Linked DNA regions of Homo sapiens: regions 1 and 3 are each linked to region 2. A link is a loop called in an ENCODE intact Hi-C map of the cell type or tissue named here. Cell type or tissue: Panc1. All regions are shown on one strand.

Region 1 (8,000 bases), 51 kb before region 2:
ACCCAGCAATTTCATTATTGGGTACATAACCAAATAAATATAAATTATTTTATCATAAAGACACATGTACACACATGTTCATTGCAACATTATTCGCAATAGCAATATCATGGAATCAACCTAAATGTGCATCAACAGAAGACCAGATAAAGAAAATGTGGTACATACACCATGGAATACTACATATCCATAAAGAAGAATGAGATCCAGTAATTTGCAACAACATGAGTTGCAGGTCATTATGATAAGTGAAATAAGCCAGGAAAGGAAATGCAAACATTACATGTTCTCAATTATTTGTGGAAGCTAATAATTAAAACAATTAAACTCATGGAGATAGAGAGTAGAAGGATGGTTATTACAGGCTGGGGAGGGTAGTGGGGGGGGGTTGGGAAGAAGTGGGGATAGTTTATGATACAAAAAGTAGTTAGAAGAAATGAAAAAGACCTGATATAACACAACAGGGTGACCATAGTCAATAATAATTTAATTGTACATTTTAATATATCTAAGAGTATAATTGGATTATTTGTAACACAAAGAATAAATGCTTGAGAGGATGGATACTTCATTCTCCATAATGTAATTATTATATATTGCATGTCTGTATCAACATATCTCATGTATTGCATAAATATATACACAAATATATATTTAAAAATATTTTTGGCCGGGCGCGGTGGCTCACACCGCCTGGCCAAAAATATTTTTAAATATATATTTGTGTATATATTTATGGATTTTTGTGTATATATTATGGATATTTATAATCCCAGCACTGTGGGAGGCTGAGGCAGGGGCGGATCACGAGGTCAGGAGTTCAACACCATCCTGGCTAACACGGTGAAACCCCATCTCTACTAAAAATACAAAAAATTAGCTGGGCGTGGTGGTGGGCGCCTGTAGTCCCAGCTACTCGGGAAGCTGAGGCAGGAGAATCCCTTGAACCTGGGAGCTGAAGGTTGCAGTGAGCTGAGATCGCACCACTGCACTCCAGCCTGGGCAACAGAGCAAGATTCTGTCTCAAAAAAAAAAATTTATGAGGAATCATAATAATATTTTCATTTTTTTTTGTTAGAGGTACAAAATTTCTACAAATTTAACAATACAGATTTTTATATTTAACACTTTACAAAAAAATGGAGTTAATAATTGAAAATGAAAGAAAATAATGGCTGGAGCCTTGTGATGGGTAATCAGGAATTTCTGTATAATTTCCATATTTTTGTTTACATTTTTAACTGCCATAATAAGTTTTAAATAAAAAATTTAAGTTATTTTTAATAAAACCTTCAAATACTGAACATTAGCCATGTTATGTAATAAAAAATAGGCAGATATCTTCTCATAAATTACAGTAATAAATTTAGAGATTAGTATCAGATTTGGGTATTGAGATTGGTTTTGAAGAAGCGATGAATGTGCAGCTTTTGCATTAGCAATAGGCTACTCTGACTGTAGAGACGGGTGCCATCAACCAACTTTATGTTAGATTGCTTCTCCAAATATTTTTAATTAATTAATTTTTAATTTTTCCTCATTCTATGATGACATCATTACTTATTTGTAACAATTGAGTTACAGTAGTCTTCTGTAAATGACTTCAGTTTTCTAGTCTAGTAAAACCAGATGGTTCCTATCCGTAAATACTCCTTACAAACTGTTTTCTTTTTGCTTACGTAACCTCTATAATGTTTTTGGTCGCACTTGTGTCCTCTTGTGATATTTAAAGTATCTTCTTCTTCTTTAATACTTATTAAATCAACAGAAATAACTTTGGTGTTAAAAGTCTGTTACTTGGATTTCTTAAAGTCAGAAGCTATTTTAATACTTTTGGCATGTTAATTTTTGATAGGCTTTAATGGGATATAATTTACATAATACAATGACATTTTCATTGTAAATATCAATTTTTTTTATTTTTGATTTTTTTTTGAGACGGAGTCTTGCTCTGTCGCACAGTCTGGAGTGCAGTGGCGGGATCTCGGCTCACTGTAACTTCTGCCTCCCGGTTCAAGCGATTCTCCTGCCTCAGCCTCCTGAGTAGCTGGGACTACAGGCATGCGTCACTACGCCCGGCTAATTTGTTTGTACTTTTAGTAGAGATGGGGTTTCACCACGTTGGTCAGGCTGGTCTCGAACTCCTGGCCTCAAATGATCCGCCTGTCTCGGCCTCCCAAAGTTCTGGGATTACAGACATGAGCCATCGCGCCCAGCCTGTTTTTAATATTATAACAGAGTTACATATTGATAATCACAACTAACTTTAAAATATGTTCATCATCTCAGAGTAAAATCTGTCTTGTTTTCATTCACTCTCCACCATCACCCAGGCCTTAGACATCCATTAGTTTATTTTCTGTCTATCAATGAGCTTTTTATGGACTCTTCTTATATGTGGAATTATAAATTATGTAATCTTTTTGAAACCTAGTTTGTTTCACTTAGTTTACTATTTTTGAGGTTTATTTCCAATGTAGCATGGATTATTGCTTAATTCCCTTTGACTGCTGAGGATTTTATTGCATAAATATGACACATATTTTTTCACTAGCTGATGGATATTTGGATGGTATTCCCCTTTGGCTCTTATAAACATTGCTGCTATGAACATTCACATACAAGTCTTTGTGTGACTTAGGTTTTCATTTCCTTTGCATACATATGTGGAGAAAAATTTCTGAGCCATGTGGCAATTCTGTGTTTAAAATTTTGAAGAATTGCCAAATTGTTTTATAAAATGACTACATTATTTTACCTTTCCAGCTGCAATGCATAGAAATTCCATACTTTCCACATTTGCCGACACTTGTTATTGTCTCTTTGTTATAGCCAATATAGTGTGTTCATTATTATCTCATTGTGATTTGATTTTTATTTTCCTAATAGCAAAATATATTGAGCATATTTTTATGTTCATATTAGCAATTTGTATATCTTCTTTGGTAAAACATATATTCAAGTCCCTTGACCATTTTTAATTGGTAATTTGTCCTTTTATTATTGACATACAAGAGTTTGTTTTGGTTTTGTTTGTATTCCGGATACTAGAGCCCGAGAAGATATGTAATTGGAAATATTGTCTCTCATTATGCAGCTTAGATTATATATTCTTCTTGGTGTTTGGAAAAAAATGTTTTTCAATTTGATGAAGTTTATCAGTTTCTTCTTGATTATGCTTTTTTGTTGTGTTATTTAAGAAATCATTAGTTGCCAGGAAGCGGTTGCCACAGAGCTGAGCAGTTTTCCGCGTGGGCAGGGGAAAGTCCCGGATTGTGGTGTCGCCATTTTTGCTGCCCAGAAGCGGAGCGAGAGGCAGAGACACTATCCACTTCCATCGGTCGCGCAGACCCTGTGGGAGCGGCTGCCGCTGTGGATGATCGAGAGGATCTGGTACCAGGTAAAGCTGGCCGAGCAGGCTGAGCAATACAATGTGCTCTGGAACTGAACTGGCAGTATCTTCCAAGAAATGGTGTAGTCAATGAAGAAAGTAGCAGGGATGGATGTGGAACTGACAGTTGAAGAAATAAACTTCCCATCTGTTGCATATAAGAATGTAATTGGAGCTAGAAGAGCCTCCTGGAGAATAATCAGCAGTATTGAACAGAAAGAAGAAAACAAGGAAGGAGAAGACAAGCTAAAAATGATTTGGGAATATCAGCAAATGATTGAGACTGAGCTAAAGTTACTCTGTTGTGACATTCTGGATGTACTGGACAAAAACCTCATTCCAGCAGCTAACACTGGCGAGTCCAAAGTTTTCTATTATAAAATGAAAGGGGACTACCACAGGTATCTGGCAGAATTTGCCACAGGAAATGACAGGAAGGAGGCTGTGGAGAACAGCCTAGTGGCTTATAAAGCTGCTAGTGATATTGCAATGACAGAACTTCCACCAATGCATCCTACTCGCTTAGGTCTTGCTCTCAAATTTTTCTGTATTCTACTACGAAATTCTTAATTCCCCTGACCATGCCTGCAGGTTGGCAAAAGCAGCTTTTGATGATACAATTGCAGAACTGGATACGCTGAGTGAAGAAAGCTATAAGGACACTATGGACTTCAGGCATGCAGGGTGATGGTGAAGAACAGAATAAAGAAGCGCTGCAGGAGGTGGAAGATGAAAATCAGTGAGACATAAAAGCCAACAAGAAAAACCATCTCCGACCACCCTGCTCTTCCCTATCCCACCCCTTGGCAACTCCCCATTGTCACTGAGAACCACCAAATCTGACTTTTACATTTGGCGTCAGAATTTAGGTTCCTGCCCTGTTTTTTGTTTGTTTGTTTGTTTGTTTGTTTGTTTGTTTTTTAAACAGTTTTCAAAAGTTCTTAAAGGCAAGAGTGAATTTCTGTGGATTTTACTGGTCCCAGCTTTTAGGTTCTTTAAGACACTAACAGGACCGCATACAGGCTTTCTCAGCATTACTGTATTGTCTCCGTGCCAGATGTGGCAAGATTACCATTAGAAATGGAAATTACCTTTGAAAGCCATTAGGTGACGCTTCTAGGTGATGCAAGCGTCTAAGGGAGATATTAATCACACTATAGAGGCAAAAGTGGTATCATTTTTCAGTTTTTCTAATTGTTTAAACCGTATTTTATACCAATGTTTGAAAGTAACTCGGTGTTAGCTTGAGATGGTTAAGGTTTGTTTGGGGAGAGAGTTTTGAAATGGTTTTGCTGTAAAAAGTTTTTCAAACTCTACTGAAATGTTGCTGAAAAGCATGGTGCTGGTAACAGTTCAACAATCGTGGCTGCTCATTCTTGCCTACTTTTACTCTCCCACTGAAGCGGGTTAGCGTTGCAGGTGGTGTGGAAAAGGGCCTGCATGCGTGTTCAATTATTTGTTTCCACTCCTTCTCCATCCCCCTACCTGCTTCCCCTCACTCCTCCCCTCTTCTAGCTCAATCACTTTTGTTCAGTATGTGTAACTTGAAGCTAATTTGTTCTACTGGATATCTGACTGGAGCCACAGATATAGAATCTGTATTGTTCTTACTGAAACACAGTATGGAATTAACATTAAACTTAAATAAAACAAACCTAAATGTAAAAAATAAATAAATCGTTATTGAATAAAAGATTATAAAAATTTACTTCTGCGTTTCTTGTAAGGAGTTTGTCATTTTAGCTCTTACATTTAGCTTTACAGCTCATATTAAGTATTTCAGTATGTATTTGATTTGAGATGGGGTCTGACTTCTTATTTTAAACGTTTATAGCCAATTTTCTTAGAAAAATTCTTGGAAAAGCTGTTTCTTCCACATTGAAATTTTTTGGAACTTTTGTGAATGTTAATTTGCCATAAATGAATGTGTTTTTAAATGGATCTTCCTTTTTTTTTTTTTTTTTTTGAGACATTTGCTCTGTTGCCCAGGCTGGAGTGCAGTGGCAGGATCTAGGCTCACTGCAACTTCCACCTCCCAGGTTCAAGCGATTCTCCTGCCTCAGCCTCCCAAGTAGCTGAGATTACAGATATGCACCACCATGCCCAGCTAATTTTTTTGTATTTGTAGGTGAGATGGAATTTCACCATGTTGGCCAGGTTGGTCTTGAACTCCTGACCTCAAGTGATCCACCCACCTCACCCTCCCAAAGTGCTGGGATTACAGACATAAGCCACCGCACCCGGCTGGATCTTCAAATCTATTAATTACATGACTCTATCCTTGATAATAAGAATTTACATCAAAAAGTATAAATTGTTTTATTTTTCTTTTTAAGGACTGTTTTGTGTATTTGGTATTCTGTGCACATTTATATTGTTTTTTAAATCTTTTTTTAGAGAGAGAGTCTCACTCTGCCACTCAGGCTGGAGTGAGGTGGATCAATCAAAGCTCACTGTTACCTCAAACTCCTGTGCTCAAGCAATTCCACCACCTCAGCCTCCCAAGTAGGTGGGACTACAGGCATGCGCTGCCATATCCAGCTAATTTTATTTTTTTATCTTTCTGGACACAGTACCTTCCTATGTTGCCCAGGCTGTTTTTCAACTCCAGGCCTCAAGTAGTCCTCCAACCTCAAGCAGTCCTCCAACCTCAGCCTCCCAAAGCACTGGGTTTACAGGCATGAGCCACCAAGCCCAGCTTATCTATATTTGTTTTTGGGAAGAACTTGTCAATTTCCATTAGAAATAGTTAAAAATTTGGAGAGATTTTATTGAATCTGTAGATCAATCTGTGAGATATTCTAATCTTAAAAATGATAATTTAAAACTTGATTATCTAACATATGTTAATTTATTCAGTTCTATGATTTTTCTGAATTAAGAAATAGAGTGTAATATGTTTGTACTTCCTTTTAAAACTTTAATATTTCTGCTTATTGCTATTATAAATATATTTTTTCTTTATTTCATTTTCATTGTTGATTTATTTTGTCTATAAGTGCAATTTAATTTTGTTTTCTGATCTTTCATTTAGTGACATTAATTAACTTGTTTATAGTTCTAGGGATATTTTATTGAACTCCTTATATATTTTTATATAGAAAATTATATCATCTGCAAAAAAAGACCTTTGTTATTTTTCAATCTGGAGAATTTTTTAAATTTTTATTATATACTTTATTTTATTGTACAATAACTCTAGTGTTGTGGGTTAGAAAGTATAAATTTCTTTTCAGTTTTTGAAAGTTTTTTTAAACAATTGATAGTATTTACTAAATATTCATTGAATTTGACATATAAGATATCAGGCCCTAAACTTTTCTTTGTGGAAATATTTTTAATTAATACTTTACTCGTTACATGATTATTTATATATACATATATATTCATATATACTTTCTTATTTTTAATTGTTACAGACACATAATAGTTGTACATCTTTATGTAGTACATGTGATAGTTTGATACAAGCATATAATATGTAATAATCAAATCAGGGGAATTAGAATATGCATCACCTAAAACATATTTCATTTATTTTTGTTACAAACATTCTCTGGGAAGTATATCTTATTTCTTAATTTTACTTTCATCATTTGTGACAACCGATTTATTTATTCCTGTTTTGTGGTATTCTATGTGTAGTAAATGTTTAGGTAACACAAAAATAGAAATAATAATATAGAATAAGTCTTTTGTCCAATAAATAATCCAAAGTTTTCTTTGTTGTAAGGTGAAGAATGTAATTATATTTTTATCCTTAATGCTTATACTTATTATTTGAGGCAATAAAAATCTCAATCTAATCCAAATTAGTAAAACTGACATGTAACTTTGGCTTTTATCAAGAGGGCAGATTGAATTGACCCCATAAATTTTATGAAAATTTTTTAAAGACAGGAAATTAATTTTAATAATAAATGCAAAACAATATCATATTTGAATGATAATATGGAAAAGATAATTTGATAAATTAGAGAGGTTACTACTTAGCATATGTAGATGAATATATAACAAAACTGTGATAAATATATGTATATGTAATTTATCTTTAATGAAGATGAAAATTCTGCCATTTTCAACAACGTTGAAGAACCATGAAGACATTATGCTAAGTAAAATAAGCCAGATACAAAAAGACAAGTACCGCGTGATTTCGTATTTATGTGAAATCTTTAATAACTCAGAGTCATAGGAAAAGAAGAATAATAATTACTACGGGCTAGGGTGTGGGAGGAAATGACAAGGCATCAGTCAAAAGATACATACTTTCAGCTAGAAAATACATAAATGATGGGAATGTAACATATAGACTGGTGACAATAGTTAATAATACTGTATACTTAAAATTTTTGAAAATCAAATCTCAAGTAATCTCACCACACATACCCACTCACACACAGACACATAAAGTAACTATGTAAAGTGATAAATATGTTAACTAGCTTAACCGAGGTAATTAAAAAATGTATACATGTCTCAAAACATCATATTCTAAATCCTAAATATATACACCTTTAGTTTGTCAATTATACCTCAATTAATGTATTTAAAAAGTTAAAGGTAATTAACAAGTATTATCTAGCCACATGTAAACTCCATTTAGAAC
Region 2 (8,000 bases):
TAGAGAAGCTGAAAGGAGTTTTATTGTTTCCTGCTCTTTATTCCCATATTTTCTCTTCTCCCCTAGTATTTTCTCCTCTGTCTCCATTTTATTTGCCTGGTCACAAGATGATGTTTTAACATTACTAGTACTAAATTGTGGTACATTGTCAGGACATTTTTTAATTTGATATTTTTGGTCCCCTGGCTCCAATTATAAAAAAAGTTTACCTTTTGATGAAAAAGAGATATAGGCATCATGGGTGTTGAGAAGATCATAGCCCAAAAGATTGACAGAGGCCGCAGGGCATATAAGAAACATATGGGACCTACTGAGCACGTCACACTTAGAGCCTGCTGTAAGGAATCTGAACCCCATGAAATGATAAGGTATAGGTTTCGACTTAAAACATAAGATCCTTTTATTAGACATACCTACCATGTTAATTCTTTCATTATCCAAGGAATGGGGTTTTTAAATAAGGTGGGATTTATCAGAGATATAGTCATGCCAGTGTCAATTAAGGCAGTTGTGTCAAAGGCCTGTGAACCAGAACAACTTCATCTTTAATAGGAGCTGGGTAAAATGAGGCTGAAACCTACTGGGCTGCATTCCCAGGTGGCTAAGGCATTCTAAGTCACTGGATGAGATAGGAGGTCACCACAAAATACAGGTCATACATACCTTGCTGGTAAAACAGATTGCAGTAAAGGAGCCAGCCATAATTCACCAAAACCAAAATAGCGACAAGAGTGACCTCTGGTCCTCACAGCTACACTCCCACCAGTGCCATGACAGTTTACAAATGCCATGGCAACATCAGGAAGTTACCCTATATGGTCTAAAAAGGGGAGGCATGAATAATCCACCCCTAGTTTAGCATATCATCAAGAAATAACCATAAAAATGGACAACCACCAGTCCTCGGGGCTGCTCTGTCTATGGAGTAGCCATTCTTTTATTCCTTTACTTTCTTAACAAACTTGCTTTCACTTTGCACTGTGGACTCTCCCTGAATTCTTTATTGTGCAAGATCCAAGAGTTCTCTCTTGGGATCTGGATTGCGACTTTTTTCCTGTAACATATTTCTGGTGACCACAGAACAGACTATATTGCAGAAACCCTGACCCAATGGCTACCTTTAGGTAAGTGTTGGGGTCCTGTAACATCTTTCTGGCAAACCTGGAAGGGACAATACTGAAGGAACTCTTTGGGTTGGGAAGGAAATAGACTGCAGCACTGATTGGATGACTTTGGGTTACCCGCATAAAGAATGGGATTGGGTTAGAGGCCCAACTTAGGGGAGTTAGAGTCTCCCCTAATACACAGTGGGTTAGAGGACCCTCTTAATAAAAGGCAAGGACGCTTGACTGACCTCAGGTTAGAGGCCTGACTTAGGAGGGTTAGAGTCCCTTCTAAGATTTAGGGAGTTAGAGGTCCCTTTCAGTAAAGTAAGAACAGGTAAGAACAGGTTTGGCAACTGCTATTCTCTTTGGATTAAACTTTCTTGCAGTCTTTGCTGATGGCTGTGGGTGACAGGGTTAGGCATGTACAGGATTGTGGGACATAGGGAGCTTTTTCGTCCCTAAAAGGGGAAACTTGAGAGCTGATGGGACTGCTGGAAAACATCCCCTTGCTACCAACAAGCGGCTGCCTGAACTTTTCATTGTCGACCCACATGAGTGGGTCTTTTCTCTGGCCTCCCTAAGCATTTCACCTTCCCCACCCTGCCACAGGCAATACTTTCCTTCTCTACTTTTCCTTTTTTATCTTTTCTGTTACTCAGGGCAACCTTATTGCCCAGAGACCACATGTTGAAACTCCAAGTTGGAGGTTGAATTAAAGATGATGAAGCCCATCTGGAGGCAAATTTAAGCCTTGTCAGTTGATATTGGGCACTAAGCAGAGTAGCTTATGTCTGTGTTTTATCACACGTATTTTGCTCTGGCCAGAATGAAAAAAAAAAATTTTCCTTTATGATGTGACTTGGCCCCCAGGGCAATGGTGCCACAAGCCTGATCACTGGGGCCACTCAGGGTAAAGGAACCCAGAAGCCTGGCATGCCGTCAAAAGGGTAAAAATTTCTTAGTAGTCAGATTTCTGGCTTCTCTCTCTCTCTGCGCAAATGGTTGAATGAATGGTTAAAAATAAAAATTAAAAATAAGTGTGGCCAGGTGCGGTGGCTCATGCCTGTAATCCCAGCACTTAGGGAGGTTAAGGCCGGCGGATCACCTGAGGTTGGGAGTTCAAGACCAGCCTGATCAACATGGAGAAACCCTGTCTCTACTAAAAATACAAAATTAGCCAGGCGTGGTGGCGCATGCCTGTAATCCCAGCTATTCGGGAGGCTGAGGCAGGAGAATAACTTGAACCCACAGGCAGAGGTTGCAGTGAGCCGAGATTGCGCCATTGCACTCCAGCCTGGGCAACAAGAGCAAAACTCCGTCTCAAAAAAATAAATAAATAAAATAAGTGTTTATCTTCTCTGTAAAGCTTTGACTAATGCAAAAAAGAATTCTAAGGGTAGTCTTAAGCTGGTATATTTTGTGCTACAGATTCATTTTTCTGTGTCAAGGGGTACTTCAGGATAAAACAGGCTTAGAACACCTGGAAGCTGCCTTTTTTTTTTTTTTTTCTTTTTGAGATGGAGTCTCACTCTGTCTCCCAGGCTGGAGTGCAGTGGCACAATCTCAGCTCACTGCATCCTCCACCTCCTGGGTTCAAGCAATTCTCCTGCCTTAGCCTCCTGAGTAGCTGGGATTACAGGCGCCCGCCACCATGCCCAGCTAATTTTTTTTTTTTTAGTAGAGATGGAGTTTCACCACCTTGGCCAGGCTGGTCTTGAACTTCTGACCTCGTGATCCACCTGCCTCGGCCTTTCAAAGTCCGTGAGCCACCACGCCTGGACTGTAAGCTGCTTCTCAAGACATCCCAGCAAGCTGGTTAGTAACAAACTTGGCTGCAGGTCCCTGAAACAAACAAAAAACTGGATGAAGTCTCCAACTTGTTTTATGTCCTTGGGAGCTTGACCTTTTAATCACGTGGTGGTACTTTCTCTTGATCTCAACCTTCCAGGGAACAGGAATTTTAGGGTTCATGTCATAGTTAGCTCTAAAAATCATATTAAATAGTTAAAAAGCCTTTGCAAGCTCAAAATTAACTACTCTAGGCTCCTAGGAAAGGAAATGAAGACTGTCTTATGCTGTAGCTCAGTAGCTAAGGTTTTTGCACTTTCACAGTGGCGGTCCAGGTTTGATTCCCCACTTAGGAAGTAAGTCGTTTTTGGTTTAATATCTGCGTGACCTTGTCTATTCTCTTCTTCTCTGCAGACTGTCTTAAATTTTTCTTTCTCTAAGCACCTGGGCAGTTATCTTTGGTTAAGTTTAAAAAGCCAGAAATATCAGCCATTTGGCATAAAAAATCCTAAAAGGACTTTATTAAAGAGTGCTATGATTAAAATCAGTTTAATTAAAAGTGAATGTTCAAGCTTTAACAGCCTGGACTCCTTGGGAAAAACAGGAGGCACCAGAGACCCCTTTCCTGGCCCTGTTCTTCCAAGGGCTCCACCCTAAAGTCAGTAATCCAATTAAGACTTAAAAACTGGCAAATGAAAAATCTTACAACTACTGTAGTAATCTTCTTCTGTCCTTCTGTGTAGCTATAGATGTGTTGTGTATAATGTTTATATAAAAGGGCTCTAATTAATTGGTTGAAACAAAAATAAGTGCTTAAATGCAATATTATAAAAGCAAAATAAAAACTGTAATGCCTTTTAGTTCATGTAACTTTAGTAATCTTTGGGAAATAAAAATTTCCCAAATTTTTGTTTTTGTTTTTTTTTTTTTTTTTGAGACAGAGTTTCATTCTTGTTGCCCAGGCTGGAGTGCAATGGAGCGATCTCCACTCACTGCAACCTACACCTCCCTGGTTCAAGCAATTCTCCTGCCTCAGCCTCCTGAGTAGTTGGGACTACAGGCATGCACCACCACGCCCAGCTGATTTTTGGGATTTTAGTAGAGACAGAGTTTCACCATGTTGGCCAGGCTGGTCTCAAACTCCTGACCTCAGGTGATCCACCCACCTCAGCCTCCCAAAGTGCTGGGATTACAGGCGTGAACCACCATGCCTGGCCTCAAATTTTTCTGGGGAAAAAAATTATTGATAAATAAAAGTTATTGATAAGATAAAAACATTTAGACTAAATTATGCCGGTCAGATATTAAGTTTGTTAAATGCTTTAAGGTTATCAACTGCTTCTTTAACTTTTAAAAATTGTTCAATTTACTTACCCTAAAGCCATTAGATTCTAGATAAGGCCTGGGAACATGTTCTAGATAAGGCCTGGGAACATGTGGAATTACCCATTCCTCCTAGCTATACAAAGAAGATTATAAAGAAAGAGATTTTATAAGAAAGGATCTTGTATAGTAAATTCTTGTCCTAAAGTAAAATGACTGGTTGTTTAAAAGGAGGGATGTTTAGGGCAAGTCAAAAAATCCAAGAATGCCTCAAATAGTCTGTGTAACTCATGAAAGGATTTGTGAAAGGGAATTTATGCAAAAAAATGTTGTACAATTCAAAGGTTGTTAGGCCTCCTAAATGCTTCATAAAATGCCAGTATAACTCTTACTGTACAACTTGCCTGCTTAATTGAGATAAGGCCTAGGGACATGTGGAGTTAGCCACGCCCCCTAGCTATGCTGGAGAGTCAACCCTTATTTGCACTTCTGCCTGGTGTGTCCTAGGCTAGGATCCACACCTAGTACACAATTAAAATCCCTTACTTACCAAGGTTTTCACCAAAAATAAAAGTTCCTAAGAGTTAACATTATAACATGTAATTGAAACTACTAAAGAAACAATTCTACATGCAAGGTGTTTTTTGGTGAAAGTTTATAAGAGGTCATGGAAATGTGGATTTTTTTCTGCCTAGATTGAAGTGTTAAAAGATTGTTTTAAGTAAGAAAAAAATCTAAAGGTTTAAACAAGTTGTGGAAGGTTTATAAAATTAATTGTAAGAGATCCTGTGTGTGGACATATTGGCTAAAGTTAAAGGGGTATTATTCAGTTTTCCATAAATTAAACATTGGAATAAAAGCACAATAGGTTTTTCTAAAAGTACTGATCTGCTCTTTCACACCAATCAATGTAAAAGTTTATAAAAGGTTTATAAGAATCTTACCTTATGGTTAAACATTAAAATTGGGTAAATATGTCTATTAGGTTTTATTGGGTTTGACATTAATAGTACATTAATGTAAAGATGAAATTTGGCTTATGTGGTATAAAAATCTTACAGGACGCATCAAATTTGAAATGATGTTTTCCTTTTTTTGGACTATATTTGCATAAATTTGTTATTGGTATATGTTCCAAAGTTATGGGAAACTTCTATTATTCTAATATGACAGTGTATGTTATTAATAATTATCATTGTTATGTAAAATTTTGTGTGCCACAGAGGTAACCAAATTTCCTTATCAGTTGTGGCTTTAATAGTGGCTATCCTAAAACTTTTTATTATCCATAGATAGTTGTTTAATCCTCTTTAGAAGATGGCTTATAATCAACTATAGAACTAGCAGGTGTTCTTAAATGCAGGTTTCTAATAACTTTGGAAATTGTAACATTGGAATAAAGGAAACAACTTTTAGAACTCTCATTAAGAGGTGGAGTGTTCATGAATGGAATGTTCAGTTAACAGGAGTTAACTGAATTAACTGAACCAATAGAAAACTGAAGTAATCTTTTTAACTTTGATTAAAACACTTCTGATCTTTTGTTTTGTTTTTCAGAGTCAAGGAAACTTTTCTTTTGAGCTAGTTACAGCTTTTAACAGTTGAGGTACTCCTATGAACAAAATTTGGAACATATTTATTTCTCTCTACCTGATTTCTTCAGAATTTGGAAACTAGTTTTGAATGTTCTTAACTTACAGCAATATAGTTATCTGCATAAGGGCAATAAGAATCTGTTTTCTTTTACAACAGGACACAATTGGAGAAACTGGTTATTTTACCAAGGCTTTGACTGGAATGATGTGCTTTCCTTTAAGGAATCAAACTTGACTTGTAGAGCCAGTAAAAGCCCTTTGGGGAACTGGGCTCATACCTTGCCTACAACAGTCCCTGTACATGGTTTCTTATCTGTGGTAAGTAAATAATGTCACTTTCTGACAGGTCCAGAAGCCCCAAGTTATCTTGGGACCCCAAGAGGAGAAGAATTTACTCAACTCATAGTTATTGGAGGGTACAAACTGATGGCTGAGCTTGGCTTTAAAAAGTCTTATATAAGATTCCTTCTATGGAACAGAATTCCATCAAAGCCAATTTAAAAAGAGCCGATGTGAAAAATAATTATTCTTACTGCACTTTATACAAATAATCAGGCCAAGTATAATAAAGAAATTTGTCTTACCATGATTTGCCATTAGTAAAAATGGGAAACTGGAGAGAGGGATATTATGTTTCAAAAACTACAGTATACTTGTTATTAGATTCTAGTCTCATTAGTTGTTTTTAAGTTTGTTTCTGCAATTTAGGCTAACCCTGCTTATTCCTGTGAACCAACCAGTGATCTCTGACTGCTGCTCAGAAGAAACAAGAGGGATAGGTAATATAAAAATCTGGATCAATATTCTTATTCTGGGCACATTGCAATCAGCTAGCAACCCCATATCATCTTGGTTTCAACAGTTGCCCAGTTCACAGAAAGCCTTCTAATTTAGTTTACTTTGAATAACTTTACTTATTTTGTCTCACTGTTGTGAAATGTATTGCTGTTATACTCTGTGTAGAAATACAGGACAAGCTTACTGAATGTTTCCTTAAACTAAACACTCCTTAATGTTCCAGATACCACCTTTTGTTGAAACTCAAGAGTTATAAAGGGACCTTACCATACTGATACCTTCTTACTGAGCTCCTCTCTACCCTGAATGCAAGAGACCCTCATAGCTAGGCAGGAATATTATCACCCCTATTCATCATGAAGAAGTTACAGAAGATGGCTCTTCATCCCTCTGAAACCCTTAGGGCTAATGGTTCTCTTATAAAAGGGAGGGGGGAAATATCAGAGGTGTGTGAACCAGAGCAACTCCATCTTGAATAGGAGCTGGGTAAAATGAGGCTGAAACCTACTGGGCTGTATTCCCAGATGGTTAAGGCATTCTAAGTCACAGGATGAGATAGGAGGTCACCACAAAATACGGGTCATACATACCTTGCTGGTAAAACAGATTGCAGTAAAGGAGCCAGCCATAATTCACCAAAACCAAAATAGCGACAAGAGTGACCTCTGGTCCTCACTGCTACACTCCCACCAGTGCCATGACAGTTTACAAATGCCATGGCAACATCAGGAAGTTACCCTATATGGTCTAAAAAGGGGAGGCATGAATAATCCACCCCTTGTTTAGCATATCATCAAGAAATAACCATAAAAATGGACAACCAGCAGCCCTCAGGGCTGCTCTATGGAGTAGCCATTCTTTTATTCCTTTACCTTTTTAATAAACTTGCTTTCACTTTGCATTGCAGACTCTCCCTTAATCCTTTCTTGCGCAAGATCCAAGAACCCTGTTTCAGGATCTGGATCAGGACACCTTTCCTGTAACAGTTTTAAGCTCATGGTTTATTATATTAATCTCTCTCAATTTGTTCATCAGGATAGAATATTTGGAGAGGTGAAACTTCTGTACTTCCTCAGAGCACCCCTAGTCTTCCTGAATTGCATTTTCCTGCCTTTTCTTTCATTTCAGCCTAAGAGAATCCCTTTTAAGGTGTCCTGATCCTTTACAGTAGTAACAGACTGGGAGGGAAAGAGTTCTCAGACCAAGGGAGCTTAAAATCTTTCTACAGCTGACAGGTTTGAGAACTTAATTGCTTTAGCTGTAAGTGGGCACTCTTCTGCTTTTCTTTTTTTATCATAGTGTAGGATAATTGGTCAGCTAAGTTAACTAGTTTACTAGTTCTTACTGTGGCCCAGTTTGTTATGTGGCATTTTACAAGGCTGGCTAAATC
Region 3 (8,000 bases), 130 kb after region 2:
GATTCATCACCTAGTTGATGTGACCTTTCTTTTTTCAGACTTGTCTGCAGCGCAGATTGCTACATATTGCTTGGCCCAGCTCCTATGTGATGTGACTCTCCTGTCATACCTGAGTGCTCCCCACTGCGGTAATTGTGACATATAGCTGGGCTCTGGCCCTAGTTTATGTAACTTTTCTTCCTGACTGCTACTCACCTGGGGGCATTGTGACATATCTCTGAACCTCTCACCTAAGTGATGTGAATCTCCTGCTTGAGCCCACTTCTCAGGGAGTATTATTATATATTGTCACACACAGCAACTAGGTGATATGACTCTCTCTACAGCTTGGACTCTGCCCAATAAAAAACTGTGATGTATCACTGGACCCAGCACCAAGGCTATGTGACTCTCCTGCCGGGGCTCTACATTCATTGTTTTTGTGACATACGGCTGGGAATAATGTCTAGGTCATGTGACTGTCCTGCATGGACCCTGCCCACAGGGGTATTATGACACATTTTTTTAGTCATCTAGGTGATGTGACTCACTTCTGCCTGGGCCCTGCCAGAAAGAATGATAGTGACTTATCACTGAACCCAGCACTTAAGTGATGTGACTCTCCTCTTTTGCCTGGACCTTGCATGTTTTTGGTATTGTGACATATTGCTGGGCCCAACACCTAGGAAATGAGACATTTTTGCTTCAGCCCTGACTACAGGCAGCTTTCTGACATTACTCTGTATCCATCACATAGGGCATACGTCTCTCATCTCTTCTGCCTGCACCTGCCCACAGGGAAGATGGTGACATAACACAACAACTAGGTGATGTGTCTCCAGCCTGGGCCTAGCCCACCAGAAGTATTGTGACAGCTGGTTTCTGAGCCCAGTGATATGTTACAATGCTCCCTGTGGAGCCCCCTGTGACACCTGGTCTCAGAAACTAGGTGATGTGACTACTGCCCAAGCCCTGCTTTTAGAAAGGAATTGTGACTTATCACTGGCCAAATGTGACATGAGCCTCCTGCCTGGTCCTTGCTTTCAGAGAAGACCATGACATATCTCTGTTCCAGCACCCAGGTGATGTGATAATACTGCCTGGGCTCTCCCCTCAGGAAGTATCAAGACATATTTCTGGACCCAGCCCATAGGTGGTATGACTGTCCTCCACTACTTAGACTCTGCCCAAGAAGCGACTATGATGTATCAATATTCCCAGCACTTAGATGATGTAACTCTCTTATGCTTGGGCCCTGTTCACATAGTATATGAAACATATGTCTGGGTCCATCACCTAGTTGATGTGACTCTTCTGCATGGGCTCTGTCCATGGAGATATGAAATATTTTTTCATTCATCCCCTGCCATTTCTCTTTTGTGCCTCTTTTGCCTGGGCCTTGCCAAAAAGAGGATTATAATGTATCACTGGACCCAGAACCTAGGTGAGGTGACTCCTATTTTGCCTGGGGCTCACATATTTGGGTATTGTGATATAGGGGATGGATGGGAGGCACATGAGTGGGCTTTGCTCACAGAAGGCCTTGTGACATCTCAGCATTCATTACCTAGGAAATGTGACTATTGTCTTCCATTTGCACCCTGCTTACAGGGAAGATTGTGACATATTGCTGGACCTAGCAACCAGGTGATGTGTCTCTCTTGCCTGAACCCTGCCCACAGGGAGCATTGTAACATATCTCTGGGCTCAGCAGCCAAGGGATGTTACTATCCTTCCCGGTCCCTGCCCTCAAGTAATATTGTACAAATCTTTGGCCCAGCACCCGGGTGATGTGACTCCCCTGCTTATTACCTACCTGCACGTGGATTTGTTACACATAATGTTGTTCCAGCTCATAGGTGTGATGATGACTCTCATATATTGAACCAGCCAATAGTTGATACAGTCTCTCATAGCTAGGCTTAGAAAAATGGATAAGATTCTGGGTCTTCTGTTTTTATAAAGGTCAGAAAGGAGTATCACACTCTCACATATGGTATAAAGTCTTCAGGTTGTACACAGTGTGTCATTGCAGAGCCCAGTGCACAGGTGAGATTTACTTGTGTGTATGCACACCCTACTATCCATTAAAATTGTAATTCTCACAGACGGACAGACCCTACTTGTAATCTCACATATGGATGCAGTCCACATTTGGAATTGTCATATGTGAACATCCAGCCAGATATGGGATAGTAAAACATTTTTAAATGCAGCTCATAGAAAGGTGAGGGCTCTCCTATCTAGACACAGAAAATTAGGGAGATGTTGACTCTTATACCTGGGGTTAAGAACACAGATATGATTATAGGTTCATACCAGCACAAATGTCTTAGAATAGATTGTGACTCTCATGCAAAACATAAAGCCCTAGCATAGTACAGAGAGTGTCCTAACAGGGCCAAGCACACAGGTGAGATTACGACACTTGTATGCACACACTTTCAACAGTAAAGATTGTCCTGCACCCACATAAACAACCCGCTGTTGAGGTTCTGAACCTCACACACAAAGCCAGCTGAAATTTGGAAAATTGAATCATGTGGATCTGGCCCACAGCTGGGTTGGTGACTCTCAGATAAAGATTCAGCACTCTTGTGAGCCTCTGACTCCACTAGGGGAAAATAGTTCACAGGAGGGATTGAGGCTTTCAGACACAGATCTAGCCACCTTTAAGACTATGACTCACGAAATTAGACCCAAAATAGAGAAGGTATTGACTCTCATACCTAGAACCAGGACGTGTGTGGGATGTTTAATATAATCCCTAGACCTTGCAGGTGTGATTGTGACATACACCTTTTCCCAGCACCTAAGTGATTTGACCCTTCTGCCTGGGCCCTACAGATGGGATTGTGGCAAATGACTAAACCTAGCACCTGGATGATGTGAGCCTATAATTTTGTCTAAGCACTTTTCACAGAGAGAATTGTGAAATATTGCTGGCCCTAACACCCAGGTGAAGTGACTTTCCTCTATTGCTTGATCTCTCTGCCCAAGGACAGATTGTGATATATGACTGGGCCCAGCACCTAGGTAATGTGACTTCCTTCTCCTGCCTGGGCCCTGCATACATTGAGTATTGTGACATATGGCTGGGTCTAACACTTTCATGATGCAAATCTGCATGGGCCCGGCCTACAGAGGTATTAGAACATATCTGTTTATTCATCACCCAGGTGACGGAGAAGAGGTGGTGATTGATTTCACTCTCCTCTTCTGCCGGGGCCCTGCCAAAATCAGGGATTGTGACATATCTCTGATTTTGCATCTAGCATCTAGGTGATGAAACCTGGTAGCATCTAGCATGTAGGTGGACCTAGCATCTAGGTGATGAAACTCTTCTGTTTTCCCTGGGCCCCACATATTTTGGAGATTATTACACATATCTGGGACCCATACCTATGGGATGGGGTGCTTCTGCCTGGGCCCTGCCCACAAGGGACCTTGTAAAATATCTTTTTATTTATCACCTAGGAAATGTGACTCTCTCTTACCTGTATTCTGCCCATAGAAAATGTTGTGACATATTGCTGGGCCATGACACCAGGTGATTTGTCTTTCCTGCTAAGGCCATGCCCAGAAGGAGCATTTTGACATCACTGGACTTAGCATACAGGCAATATTAATACAGGAGTTAAATCAAAATTATTTTAGGGAGTTAGTAAGAGTAAGGGTTCTCAATGGAATTTTTCTTTAATAAAACAGGGCCCCAGAGCTATTTGTTTTCCTAAAAGAAAGCAGCCTAAAACGTGAAGCTGTAAGCATAGATCAGCAAGCTGGAAGCTTGCATATGCAAATGCCAGGAGCTATACTAAAAGCCAGGTACACCACACATGACAATTTTCCCTCCTTTTTCTGTCATCACGTGTGCAGGTGTCATGGCATCGGCCAGGTAGAGATTACATTTACATAATAAAAGATTAGGGTAGAAGGGACATTTTCTTTGTGGGCTATGTAAATGGCACACCTGGTCAAACCAATCTCCTGGGCCCTGTGTAAATCAATCACTGCCTCCTCAATCCAATCCTCTATAAAATTGAATCTATTCTGCCCCAAACTCAGAAACCCCCTTGGGTGACCCACTTTTTCTGAAAGAGGAAGCTCTGTCTCTCCCTTTCTTCTATTAAACTTTCTGCTTCTTAAACTCACTCCGTGTGTGCGTGTCCATGTCATTAATCTTCTCTGTATGAGACAAGAAACCTCAGGTATGTCCCCACAGAACAAAGCCACTTCATTTGGGGGCTCCTTCAGAATCAGAAATGGAATGATAGGTATAAACATCAAAGCAATAAGTATGGAAGTGAACCTCAGAATCTGTCCTTTAATTTTGAGGCTATGGGCCTTATTATAAAATCAAATCAAATTAATAATGGGCATCCAAACAGCCATTTAAAAATGTGATTAGCATGGCTACTGTTCTTGAAGACTCAAATGTGAGGGTTACTGGGGAGAGGATGAATCCCCTGCAATACACACATTGGCCATGCTTTAAACCAGTTTTCTTTCATGGAGGACCTAGCCATTACATGGGGCTGGGAGAGGTTTTGGAGCAACTGAAAATTTCGGGCCAGGGCATACCCTGGTGTTATCCAAAGGCTTCTGGACTAAAGCCAACTTCTGACCACTCATCCAGGTGTTAGCAAAGAGAATCTCCATCTATCCTGTTGCAAAATTTCTCCTTTTCTATCTGCAGTCACCATGTCTTTTCTCTGTGTATGAAATGTGCAGGAATTTTTACAATTCGGGGGAACAGTTCTGTTAGGAAAGATCGGCAAATGCCATACTAACCCAATACACGTCCTCCGTGAGTACATGGTATTTCTAAGCCAACAGCACCACCTAGTGGAAATAGAAATTATCTCCATGAGGCACATTGTCAGTCTTTTGCAATACACTGTAGCTTCCCAATTCTCCCTTTTTGCACCGCTAAAAATCAGGCTCTATGCCCTTCTGTGAATGGGAAAATGCTGCCTTTAACAATTAAGAGTAAAATGTCTTCCATAGCTAAATTTTAGTTTGAATACTGTCCTATCAGCAGGAAAAATGCCATTAGGTCCCTTGTGTTCTTTAAGGCACCTATTCTGTCTCTAATTAAAATAGTACTTAATTAGTAAGGGAACTTTACATCCAAAAGTTAACCAGAATCATTTTCTAAGGGTAAATGATTTAGCATGGGGCATAAGAGTAGAATACAGAGTTCCATCTAGCACAATCCCTCCATTAAATGAGCCTTGCCCAAAGGCAACTATTACATATTCTTTCCCAAAATCCATTTTTTGGGGTGGCACACAGATCACACAAGTCTAGAAAGTCAAAGGGAAATCACAAGTGGACAAATAAGGCTATATGGGTAATTGTGGCTAAAATCCATCACCTAGTTCATCTGGTTTCATGGCTTGGAGAGGTCACACCCACAACCATGAGTGACACATTTAACATGGTGACAGGACCCAGGAACCAAGGAGAGAAAAGAGTAGAGGTGACACTCCCACTGTTTTCCCCTTCACCCTTGGTCATACCAAAAAAAAGGGAGACTAAAAGGACCCTTTTATTCTCACTTTTTCTAGATGGGCAACAGACCAACTTCAGCTTGCAACCCTCTGGAGTGCATTCTGTAACACTGGAACTTCTTTAACCTCCGGACTTTGAAGAAGAAAGCAACCATTTTCTTTTGCACAAGGGCATGACATTTATACTACACCTTTGCAGGTAGTGTAAGATCAACCCAGCTTTTTAAAAAGTCATATCAGGCAGGCTTATAGAAAATGATTCACCAGAATTAGAAAAGCAAGTTCCAGGGAAGCCATTTGAGAATCCCCCTTATTTAGAGCCATCTCAAGTTCTCTTATTACAAGACCTTAGCCAAATAAAGGAAGACTTAGGCTGATTTTCTGACAACCCCCAATAGGTATATAGAAGCTTTCCAAAATTTGACTCAGGTGTTTCACCTCACATAGAAGGATGTTGTGCTGCTCCTAAACCAAACCCTAACTGCAGCTGAAAAGCAGGCAGCTCTACAGGCAGCAGAGAATTGCAGAAATGAACAATATGTCGCCTATAATGCACCAAAATTTAAAAAGGAGAAAGTGAAGAAATAACAGAAACACCATTCCCAATAGGAAGGGAAGCAGTTCCTCTTTACAACCCTGGTTGGAACTCCAATAGCTCTGCAGATAAATGGAAAAAAAAAAAAACACTTTAATATGCATATTAGAGGGTTTATGAATAGGGACAAATCTCTTACTCTAAACTGTCCATGAGGACAAATCTCTTACTCTAAACTGTCCATGATAGACCAAATGCCAGAAAAGAGTCTTGCAGCCTTTATGAAAAGGCAGAGAGAGGCACTAATAGAGCATATCTCCTTTTCTTCTGATCCAATCAACAAATAGTGCATTCTAAAGGACAGGTTTATTACGCACGAAGCTCTCGATATTTTTTTTTTTTTTTTTTTTTTTGAGACGGAGTCTCGCTCTGTGGCTCAGGCTGGAGTGCAGTGGTGCGATCTCAGCTCACTGCAAGCTCTGCCTCGGGATTCACGCCATTCTCCTGCCTCAGCCTCCCGAGTAGCTGGGACTACAGGCGCCCGCCACTGCACCCAGCTAATTTTTTGTATTTTTAGTAGAGACAGGGTTTCACCATGGTCTCCATCTCCTGACCTCGTGATCCGCCCGCCTCGGCCTCCCAAAGTGCTGGGATTACAGGCGTGAGCCACCGCGCCAGGCCAAGCTCTTGATATTAAAAAAGAAACTACAAAAGCAGGCTATAGAATCAGATAGCACCTTAGAGAACCTCCTGAAGGTAGCCACTTCAGCCTTTTATAATAGGGACCAGGAGAAAACCCAAGAGAAAGCGAGGAAACTCAGGAGAAGGACAAAGGCTCTAGTAGTTGCTTTGCAAGCCTGCAATGTCCAGGATTTCCAAGGTTCATCTGCTCATTGCTATCAGTCTGGCAAGTCAGGGTACTTTAAGAAGCAGTGCCCAAGCATCAAGAAGAAGCCACCTCAACCCTCTGCAGGCTGTGGCAGAGACACTAGAGAGCAAACTGCCCCCAGAGATGAGGTCACTAGATTCAGAACCAGTCTCACAGATCGTTTGGCAGGAATAATGGGTCCTAGGGACCCAACCCCCAGCTCCAGCAGCTCAAACTGCCATTATAGCCTAGGATCCCAAGGTGATTCTGGAAATTAAAAGAAGGAAGATAATCATCCTTCTAAACAATAGAGCCAGTCTCCCTCTTTTCTGTTCTCTAATTCAGGTCTCCCCTCTTCCTGTAGCCACTGCCATGGTGGCTCTACTACTTAGAAAAGTCTCCAAATTAACCCTGGAAATTATAATCATAATTCTCTTTAATTATACTAGAGAATTTAACTTACACCCCACACAACATGACACAATTACTGTCCTCTAGGGGGACCTCTTAGGTAACAAATAGCCAGTAAAGCAAAAAATACATAAGGCAAGATACTCAGTAGTCACTCTAAACAACGTTATTAAAAGTGTGTCTCTCTCCCCAGCACAAACGCTCAATTAGCTGAACTGATAGCTCTTACAAGAGGACTTGAATTAAACAAAGGAAAGGTAGCTAACATTTACACAGACTAAAAGTATGCTTTCTTGGTTCTTCATGCTCATGCTGCCATTTGGAAGAAAATACATTTTCTTACCGCTAATGGATCTCTTTTAAAGTATCACCAGAAAATTATTCTCCGTTTTTCTTCCATGAAAAATAGCAATGATGCATTGTAAGGGACATCAAAAGGGAACAGATGAAGTAGCCGAAGGAAATACGTTAGCTAATCAGGCAATTAAGTCAGCAGCAAGGAAGCCTTGAGGCATCAACACACTTCAAGCCCCTCTAACCTGGGAAGGCTCCATAAGAGAAATTAAGCCTCAGTACTCCCCTGCAGAAATAGAATGGGCCACTTTTCGAGGGTATATTTTTAGACCTCAGGATGGCTACAATCAGAGGATGGCAAACTCCATTCGCCAGCCTTCAGCCAAAGGAAAATCCTTAG

Evidence for each region. A loop is a pair of places that touch in the nucleus more often than their neighbours do. Peaks named below come from ENCODE experiments on the same cell type or tissue, not always from the same donor. Only the 100,000 strongest peaks of a DNase experiment are listed, where the experiment ranks them.
Region 1: it touches region 2 in a loop (3-fold over the local background); 2 of 110 quality-filtered maps call a loop at or near these places.
Region 3: a loop joins it to region 2, with 2.6 times the contacts of the local background. A loop is called at or near these places in 2 of 110 quality-filtered maps.

The regions. Positions count from the first base shown.
Region 1 is chr7:64,430,462-64,438,461 of GRCh38, forward strand. It overlaps the pseudogene YWHAEP1. Among named protein-coding and RNA genes, the nearest start is that of ZNF736, 120 kb to the left of the region's middle. In Panc1, no CTCF peak of the experiment used is centred here; a DNase peak (open chromatin) is centred at 4,530.
Region 2 is chr7:64,481,178-64,489,177 of GRCh38, forward strand. No RefSeq gene overlaps it. Among named protein-coding and RNA genes, the nearest start is that of ZNF680, 78 kb to the right of the region's middle. In Panc1, no CTCF peak of the experiment used is centred here; a DNase peak (open chromatin) is centred at 3,159.
Region 3 is chr7:64,614,461-64,622,460 of GRCh38, forward strand. LOC100128885 (a long non-coding RNA gene) reads left to right here. Exons shown (of 3, transcript NR_077227.1): 3 at 39-4,129. Among named protein-coding and RNA genes, the nearest start is that of ZNF107, 48 kb to the right of the region's middle. In Panc1, CTCF peaks have their summits at 4,827 (motif pointing left), 5,034, 7,381 (motif pointing right) and 7,585; a DNase peak (open chromatin) is centred at 4,811; H3K4me3 peaks cover 226 bases.